Regions from separate parts of the Homo sapiens genome. Here region 2 is linked to region 1. Evidence: chromatin loops called from intact Hi-C (ENCODE). Cell type or tissue: GM12878. All regions are shown on one strand.

The links. A loop is a pair of places that touch in the nucleus more often than their neighbours do. Peaks named below come from ENCODE experiments on the same cell type or tissue, not always from the same donor. Only the 100,000 strongest peaks of a DNase experiment are listed, where the experiment ranks them.
Region 2: a loop joins it to region 1, with 2.6 times the contacts of the local background. A loop is called at or near these places in 1 of 110 quality-filtered maps.

What each region holds. Positions count from the first base shown.
Region 1 is chr10:17,852,522-17,857,521 of GRCh38, reverse strand. It overlaps MRC1 (mannose receptor C-type 1), which reads right to left. Exons shown (of 30, transcript NM_002438.4): 8 at 4,398-4,555; 9 at 1,170-1,280. Among named protein-coding and RNA genes, the nearest start is that of MIR511, 9.9 kb to the right of the region's middle. In GM12878, no CTCF peak of the experiment used is centred here; a DNase peak (open chromatin) is centred at 3,001.
Region 2 is chr10:17,981,379-17,986,378 of GRCh38, reverse strand. SLC39A12 (solute carrier family 39 member 12) reads right to left here. Exons shown (of 13, transcript NM_001145195.2): 6 at 4,896-5,000. Among named protein-coding and RNA genes, the nearest start is that of SLC39A12-AS1, 27 kb to the left of the region's middle. RefSeq lists an enhancer at 4,022-5,000. In GM12878, no CTCF peak of the experiment used is centred here; a DNase peak (open chromatin) is centred at 2,068.

The DNA of each region.
Region 1 (5,000 bases):
TATTTTTATTATCATCCTAATGATTAAACAGGATTATTATCAAGATTTTAGATGTGTAGGAAAATAGAAAAAAATAAAACAGATTGATTAAAAGCAATAAAAATGTAAGGTTTGTTATTTTAGAAAATGACAGTAATATACAAGCTTGTGTAAACATATGATCAGGCAAAGAATATGAACGTATGCTGGAACTGAAACAAAGGATAGTTGTTTAGGGACAGGAGACCTGGGTTCTACCCTTGCCTCTGTTTCTATCAGAAAGCTACGTTGCTTCTCTGAACTGAAGTTTCCAGAATTCAAAACTTAGAAGAGGAACTGTGAAATCACCCAGGTCCTTTGTGACTCTTCCATGCTATGATTTTCCATTATCTGCTCTATTTCTTTATGGTTTATTTTTATAGTACCAAATTATCAGCTTTCTGGTACGTGTTATAAGATTATGTGACCACAACATAATACTCTTAGGGAAAAAAATAGTTTCTACTTCATTTTTATTCAAAGAAAATGAGAAAGTAGAAAAGAAGATGTAGCAATCAAACAGGAAAATGATAACCATAAACCCTGTGTTTTCATAGCTTCTGTGTGCTTTAAAAAACTATTTCACAGGGACCACTGAGTTACCGTGGGTACCAGTTGGAGGCTGGATTTCCTACCTCCCGACTGCGGTGACCTACTGAGAAGAATCCTCTCCAGGAGATGCCTCATCAGAAAGATTATAAATGGGAAAAAAATGACTAAGGATCATTTGCTATCAGCAACTTGGGGGTATCTACTGCAAATGTTCTTAACAACCCATAGGATGACAGACTATAGTAGACTGTCACCTTCTACTATAGAAGGTGGATGACACCTTCTCCCGTGGCCTGCCCTCAACTTAGCCAGATTCCCTCTGATGTGCCATTTTTAGTTCCTGTTCTCTCTCTTCCAATTCCCATGACATTCTGAAAGGAGCTACCGGCCTTGTGTACCTCTGTATTAACTATAGAGAATTCCCCAAGAAAACTTTAAGGAGAACAGTGAGATCAACACTAACAATAAACTATTGAAGACTGAGACAGCAGAAACCCTTGGCTACTGCAATAACAAGGCACTTTCACACATAAAAATAAAGCCAACGGTATCAACTCATACGTGCTCAGCTTAAGTCACTGTGGGCATGGTGCACTCACTTTCCTGCAGCCTTTTTCGACTTCCACTATTTCTGGACCTTGGCTTCGTGATTTCATCTTGCAGATGTAGCCAAGAGGCCACTCACAGCCCCGATCTGCCCAGTACCCATCCTGCAGGGAGCAGAGAGAGAGAAAAAAATAAAGGATTATCAGTTTGGGGACCTTTTTTTTTTTTTTTTTTTTGAGACAGTGTCTCACTCTGTCCCCCAGGCTGGAGTGCAGTGGCGCGATCTTGGCTCATGGCAACCTCTGCCTCCCAGGTTCAAGTGATTCTCCTGCCTCAGCCCCCCTAGTAGCTAGGATTACAGGAACCCACCACCAAGCTCTGCTAATTTTTTGTATTTTTAGTAGAGATGGGGTTTCACCATGTTGGCCAGGCTGGTCTTGAACTCCTGACCTCAGGCGATCCACCCACCTTGGCCTCCCAAAGTGCTGGGATTACAGGCATGAGCCACTGCGCCCGGCCAATTTTGGACTTTGATGTTATTTTCTTGTAACTGTGCCTCAGAGGAGGAAAATTAAGATCCAAGGTTATTGAGAGAAAACGGCATCTACTGAAAGGAAAGGTAATTGACATGTTCATATGTAAACAGTAATTTTGACTCTAGCTACAAACATGTAAAAAGTGATTGGAGCCGCAATATGATTTTATATCTGAGATGTCCAAGCCATTGTTTAGAGGAATCCAGGGAGAAATTAAAAATGTCTGTAAGTCCTTGGATGACGGTGCTCGCAAGAGGTTTGCATGCAGCCTCTTTTTTTTTTTTTTTTTTTTTTTTTTGAGACGGAGTCTCGCTCTGTTGCCCAGGCTGGAGTGCAGTGGCTCTGATCTTGGCTCACTGCAAGCTCCACCTCCCAGGTTCACACCATTTTCCTGCCTCAGCCTCCTGAGTAGCTGGGACTACAGGCGCCTGCCACCACGCCCTGCTAATTTTTTATATTTTTAGTAGAGACGGGGTTTCACCGTGTTAGCCAGGATGGTCTCGATCTCCCGACCTCATGATCCGCCTGCCTCGGCCTCCCAAAGTGCTGGGATCACAGGCGTGAGCCACTGGGCCCGGCCGCATGCAGCGTCTTCATCAATCCCTGCAGTCAGCTCTGTCTTCAAATTAATCAAGTTCATATACGCCATCCAGAAAAATCTCCTGCACCCAACACACCAACTTGAAAGCATCATGAAACCACAGTCATCTTTTCTGCCTTCTTCCTATTTCTACTGATGAGTGCTCCCCTGGATCTGAGGCTCAACCTTCCACTTTATTTCAGATTCTATCCCCTCTCTTTTCCTTTGAGATTTCATGTTAAAAGGACCTCTCCTTTCCTTCCCTTCGCTGCTAAACATCTTGAAAAAAATGTTTTCTGGGCCAAGCGCGGCGGCTCACGCCTATAATCCCAGCACTTTGGGAGGCCAAGGCGGGTGGATCACCTGAGGTCAGGAGTTCAAGACTAGCCGGGCCAACATGGTGAAACCCTGTCTCTACTAATAATACAAAAAAGTTAGCTGGATGTGGTGGTGCACGCTTGTAATCTCAGCTACTCGGGAGGCTGAGGCAGGAGAATCGCTTGAACTCTCGAGGCAGAGGTTGCATTGAGCCAAGATTGTGCCATTGCACTCCAGCCTGGGCAGCAAGAGCAAAACTCTGTCTCAATAAATAAATAAATAAATAAAATGTTTTCTGTATTGTCTGTCTTTAACTCCTCATATCCTAGTTGGTCTCAGCCCAGTGCAATCTGACACGTAAGCCTTTAGCCAGAGTAACATTTATAAATTGCCACTTTGGTTTTACCCCTCCGAGACAACTCATGTTTCTTGAACCTCAGTTCCTACCCACCCTTCCGGCTCTGACTTCATGATTTCAACCACACTGACCTTTCACCTCCTCCAAGCATGCTGCTTTCTGGTTTCTTCTGTCTACTCTTTGGATAGTTAACACCTAATATGTTCTTAAACTTTCAATCCATCACAATAAAAACAACCACAATGACAAAAATAACAGCCACAGTGACAAAAATAAACAACCACAATGACAAAAATTATTGAACAATAAATATGGGCTGGGAACTGTGTACCACACATGCATTATTTAATACTCATATCCTGGGCCTGGCACAGTGGCTCACGCCTGTAACCTCAACACTTTGGGAGGCTGAGGCAGGCAGATCGCTTGAGCTTAGGAGTTCAAGACTAGCTTGGGCAACATGGCAAAACTCCATCTGTACCAAAAATACAAAAAATTAGCCAGGCGTGGTGGCACGCACCTTTAGTCACAGCTATTTGGGAGGCCTGAACCCAGGAGGTCAAGACTGCAATGAGCTGAGATTGCACCACTGCACTGCAGCCTGGGTGACAGAGCAAGACTCTGTCTTAAAAAACAAACAAACAAACAACAACAACAACAAAAAAAAAAACCTCATATCCACAGGTGAGCTAAGTACAGCTCTTATTCCCATTTTGCAAATAAAGGAGTCAGTCACACAGCAAAACTCAGCCTCTTAATCACTGTGTTTACCATCTATTAATAAAAGATAAATTTGATAACATTTTTCAATCACTGAGGTCATATTTCAATCATAAAAGCAATCATTTCATATGACAGCTCCATGTAAACTGAAAAAAATGAATGTAGCTCCCCAAGTACAGCTTCCAGACCTAATCCACCGTAGCTGTAAGTAGATCTGCATCTACTTGGTGTATATATATCTCTCACATATATACGGGGCTACAATCTCTTTTTACATATATATATATATACACACACACACACACACACACACACACATACATATATATCTCTTTTTACATCTCTTGTAATCATATATATGGCTTATAATAACTTTTTATATATACATGCATAATCATATATATGGCTTAATTGGTCAGATGAGAGCTTTGGTGGATATATATATACACCATTATAATATGGCACTATATATATGGCCATGTACATATATAGTGCCATAGAAACAATATGAGTATTCATTACAGGCGAATTTCATCCTTGACCCAAAAGTTTCTGTCCATTGCTTCAGTGATCCTCTTGAAAATTTGACTTTGCTAGACAGTTGAGAGGGATTCAAGAAATCAAATCTGAATTTTGGTTCACCTTTGATCCATGCCAATTTATGTAGAATAAAAACAATCTAAACAAACATATGTAACTGACTGGGACAGAAGGAAAAATCCCCCGTGACTTTCATTATAAATATCAGTCATTCAAGTGGCCTTACCTTGCCTTTCATCACCACACAATCCTCCTGTCTGTTGTTTTCATGGCTTGGTTCTCCACGAAGCCATTTGGTAAACGTTACAGGGGTCCCATCACTCCACTCAAAGTACATTTGAATCTTAATGTCATTTAAGCCGATCCACAATTCGTCATTTGGCTCTAAACAGGAAGAAACACACAGTGGTATATACAAGGGTTGCTTTCCAAAGGTCGGGGGGTAAAAGGAACGGAAGGCACTCTGCTTTATCAACAGGGCTCTACCTCCCTTGATATGATCACCATCATGAAAGATAGTCCTCATGAGTGCTCATCTGACCTACATGCTGTCGACTTAGATGCCAACTACATTTTACCTTGTTAGTTTTAGGCTGTGTAGTGTACCCTTTACATTGTGAATATGACTGTATTCTTTAGTGGAAATATTGTAGATTGTATCTCCTGGCAGTTACAAAAACAAAATTGAGGTAGGTCTATTACTATGCTCTATCTTATGAAGCTGCTTTTATTGTTGCAAATAATTTACCATGCCAACTGCACTCATGTTATTGATGGTAGCCTATTTATATACATCTGTTTGACTATGATTAAATTGATGAATGTTTTC
Region 2 (5,000 bases), 130 kb before region 1:
TTACATAAGCCATCCGTTTGTGGTATTTTGTTACAGCAAGGACTAAGACAAGACTTTCTTCAAATAACCGTGTTGTTTTGAAGTTACTCTGACTACCCCTTACTAAAAATTATTGCAGCAAGCAAGGACTGAGCTCACCTCCAACCCTCAAAGAAATAAATTTCTCTCACTTGAAACTACAACATCCACAGACAGACACTAGCAATAATTTCCCTTTAATCATATCTTAAGCTTCTCAAAGGCGAAAAGACTAGCTGTTACATAGGAAGCATAAGGTTTGGCAGTATTGTAGACCTATGTTTGTGTACAAAATGAGTACACGTTTTGGAAGAACTTCCTTCCAAAAGCTGTCTGAATTATTTGCAATGTCCAGGGTGATATTATTTTCAGTGACTAAAATGAGTGTTGTTATTGGTGAAAACTGATCAATGAATGTGTAACAGTCGATAATAAAAATCTGAACAATCTACATTTTGGATGATTGCAATGACTTTTATAATCCTTAGAATTTCATGTTTCTAGGCTTCCTTTTAAAAAAATATTTATAAAGTATAATTTGTAAGTTTATTTGAAAGAAAAAATATATATATATGAAGGGAGAAGAAATAAAGGAGAAAAGGGAAGAGATAAGATTAAAAGAGAGGGAGGAAATGACTTTCAGAATCAAGTACAGACAACATAGAGATAAGGAGTTATCTATGGCATCATTTTCATCTGCTTGTAGATACTCAAAGCAAATGCTTATTTCTCTACCTATTTAGAAATTACTAACAAGTGATGGCAAACTAGTTAGTAAACAATGAGGAAAGCTAATTATGAAATTAAACTACCACTTTCTTCAGTGACTATGGATATACAATAAGTTAAATCAAACAATCCTGGTGTCAAAATACCTAAAGCTCATTGCAATTTTTTTGAAAAAAAAAAACTATCCTCTTAAAGTTTCTTAAAACAGAAAATATTTCATTCTCATCATACTTGCATTTTTCTAAAAGGTTCATTCTTTAAATTAGATCATTTTATTTTATTTTTATTTTTGAGACAGTCTTGCTCTTTCACCCAGGCTGGAGTGCTGTGGCACAATCTCAGCTTGCTGCAACCTCCACCTCCCGGGCTCAAGTGATTCTCCTGCTTCAGCCTCCTGCGTAGCTGGGACTACAGGTGCCCACCACCATGTCTGGCTAATTTTTGTATTTTTAGTAGAGACGGGGTTCCATCATGTTGGCCAGGCTGGTCTCGAACTCCTGACCTCAAATGATCCACCACCTTGGCCTCCCAAAGAGCTGAAATTACAGGCATGAGCCACCATGCCCAGACTAGATCATTTTAATAATATAACTGGTAACAGAAAAATAGGCTTGTGATATTAAGAGGACTTTACTGAAACGTAAGTTCTAAATTACCCAGGGGTTTAATATTAAAATAGAGTTGGCAGTATACTCAGAAGAGGCAAAAAACTTTTAAGCATCTGTTCCCGTACCCCCACTACCACATTTTCATTGCTATGGAATCCCTATAAAATGGTTTACAAGCAAGGTGAAATGAAGAGTTGTTCTTCTATGGGTATAGAGTTTTAGTTTTGCAAGATGAAAAAGTTCTATTATCTATTGCACAACAATGTGAATATACTGAATTGTGCAAATACAAATGGTTAAGATGGCGAACTGTATTTCATGTGTATTGTTCAGACACCTACATCGTCGTGTCTTTTATCATTCTAATGTAACAAAAATACTCATGTTATAGAAACTTCCCTGAAAATCTTCAACTAAGTTTCATATCCCATTCTTTCCCACACAGACTCTATATGGGAATGCCATTCTTTTCATTTATTACATAAATTAAAGATATTTGAATAGTAACATGAGCACCTGGATGTTTAATAAAATTTACAGCTGTCCCATTTTAGAAGTGGTAACTGCAAAAGACCACAAAAGGCCAAGAAAGCACAATGACAAATCAGGGTACAACATTTCCCAGGCAAAAGGCAAAGTTGAAACTTCTTTAGTTATTTTGCTACACCCCAACTCTGTGGGCTTCTACCCATGCAGACAATGAATGTTTCATAACTTCAGAGGTTAGCAAATCTTTTTAGATTCTCTATGAGTCATATTTCACTTGCTTTCATGTAGGAACGACAGCCTCAAAACCATAAAATATCTGACCTGTGGTCACAGGACTCTGCTAATTTACTGCAGGTCCCTGCATAAGTGCCATGAAGTCTTGATTGGCATCAGGCAACTTGCAGACAGGTTCTAAAGTTTCCCATTATTACAACAGAGCTTGACCTAGCCACTAAATTCTTAGCCACTTCTGAGCAGCTACTCTGAATAGGTCTGAAACTTAATTTGTACATGGCCATAATACTCTTTCCTGGAAACTTAATCGAAGATGGTGCTTAGCGGTTGAGTTTCAGCATACTGAATGGTATTTTCTTAATAATGTCTCCCCGAGTCTTCCTCCCTTCAATATAATATCATATATTTCTATAATTTCCAAAGAACTTTTGAAATTAAAGCTTTTCCCTATTCACATAATGCAACATTTTCGATTGAGGACAGTGATGTTTTTCTAGGTTTTGTTTTGTTTTGTTTTTTGAGATGGAGTCTCTCCCTGTCGCCCAGGCTGGAGTGCAATGGTGCAATCTTGGCTCACTGCAACCTCCACCTCCCGGGTTCAAATGATTCTCCTGCCTCAGCCTCCCGAGTAGCTGGGATTATAGGCACCCGCCAGCATACTCAGCTAATTTTTGTATTTTTAGTAGAGACGGGGTTTTACCATGTTGGCCAGGCTGGTCTCGAACTCCTGACCTCGTGAGCTGCCCACCTTGGCCTCCCAAAGTGCTGGGATTACAGGCATAAGCCACTGTGCCCGGCCTAGGTTCTTGTTTTTAAGACAGGGTCTCTCTCTGTCACCCAACTGGAGTGCAATGGCATTGTCATAGCTCACTACAGCCTTGAACTGCTGGGCTCCAATGATCCTCCCACCTCAGCCCCCCAAGTATCTGAGACCACAGGTACGTGCCACCATGCCTGGCTAATTTTCGTTTTTGTAGAGATGGGGTCTCCCTATGTTGCTCAGGCTAGTCTCAAACTCTCGGGCTCAAGTAATCCTCCTGCCTTGCCCTCCCAAAGTACTAGGACTACAGGTGTGAGACACTGCACCTGGCCTTTCTAGAGTCTTTTTTTTTTTTTTTTTTTTTTTTTTTTTGAGATGGAGTCTCGCTTTGTCGCCCAGGCTGGAGTGCAGTGGTGCTGACCTCGGCTCACTGCAAGCTCCGTCTCCCAAGTAGCTGGGACTACAGCCGCCCACCAGCATGCCCGGCTATTTTTTTTTTTAATTTTTAATTTTTAGTAGAGACGGGGTTTCACTGCGTTAGCCAGGATGGTCTTGATCTCCTGACCTCGTGATCCACCCGCCTCGGCCTCCCGAAGTGCTGGGATTACAGACGTGAGCCACCGCGCCTGGCCCCTTTCTAGATTCTTTAGTGAGTGTGACATGTTGGGAGGTTTCCCAGGAAGACTATTCCCCAGAAGTGTCTAGAAGTTCATTCGAGAGGAGACACAATTTTTTTCCGAGGCCTTAATTTCAAAACCCTTTTCCGAGCGGCCTGTACATTCCGGCCCCAAGCCAGGTGGTAGGAATGTAAACTGCCCAGGGATGCTCCTAGGTGCCACAGTGCTGTCTTCATCCATTTTCTGAGCCTCACTGAATGACCACCAAGTGCTGAGTTATTTGGCTGCTCACTATTAATGAAGCTCTTTTTCTCTTAGTGAATGTAGAATCTTAGATATTTAGGCCTGGCGTGTTTTTGTTCACATAACATTTTCAATTAGGCCACTTGATGTTACAGAATCCACTGTGAGTTAGAGGTGGGTGGCTGAACAACTCAGCTATGATTGCTATTGCAGGCTCTCTCAAAGAGAAAGAAACACAGCTCTGAGAAAATAATACATCTAAGGCTCTCAGATCAATGGTAAGCTAATTGTCATATTTTTTACTAGATAACATGGATGTTCTCAACCATTTGTTTTGTCTTTTAAATATACAGAGCTTTAAATTTACTGAAGATATTTTTGTCCACATTATCCCATTTGAACCTTACAGTTCAAGGGCTTCACAGTGAAGCCCTTGGAGAGATCTCATCTATTGCAATGACTCAGTGGGATACAGGTAACTGTAAATATTGATCCCTTCCCTTCCTGGGGCTGACAGCTACATCTGGGAGGCTGGTAGCTCCCAGCATGGGTCACCTTCATCCCACAGCAGCCCAGTGAGCTTTGGTTTACTGTAATGTGTTTTCATTTTTTATACATGCCATGATGTGAGAAAGGCAGCCCTATAGGATATCACTGCTTTCCACTGGGCTGGAAAAGAAACAGTCTTGGGGAGAAATTGCTAAAGATCACAAAGTCTCTGAGGAAAAAAAGCATGACTCAGCTCTGCATTCCACATTCCAATGCTATTGCCTTCTCTTTTACCATGTCACCTCTCAGCTATGGCCTTTTATGTTGATCCATGATTGAGTCAACTATAGAAGACATAATTAATTCATATAAACCATATACAAATATAAAATATTCATTGAAGAGTAGTATGTATCGTGGTTAGAAACAAGGACTCCAGGGCCAGCTTGCCTGGGTTTGAATGGCAACTCCATCACTTCCCAGCTGTGTGTCCTTGGGAAAGTCACTTAATCTCTCTGTGCCTCAGTTTCCTCATCTGTAAAATGGGAATAATAATATCTACCTTGTAGCATTGTTAGGAGGATTAAATGAGCTGATAAATGTAAAATGTTTACAACAGAGCCTGGTATATAGTAAGTATCCTGCATTTACTATTATTATTGCATACATTGTGCACATCAGCTTTCTGAAGGAAGATCCAGAACTTACTCTCCAGAGTGGTAGGTGGCAGCTTTGCTTGTTGGTCCTTGGGTAAGTGGCAGGAGCAGCTGAGGAGCTGCTGGATGATCCCTGGACTCATTTGCTTAAAGTCCT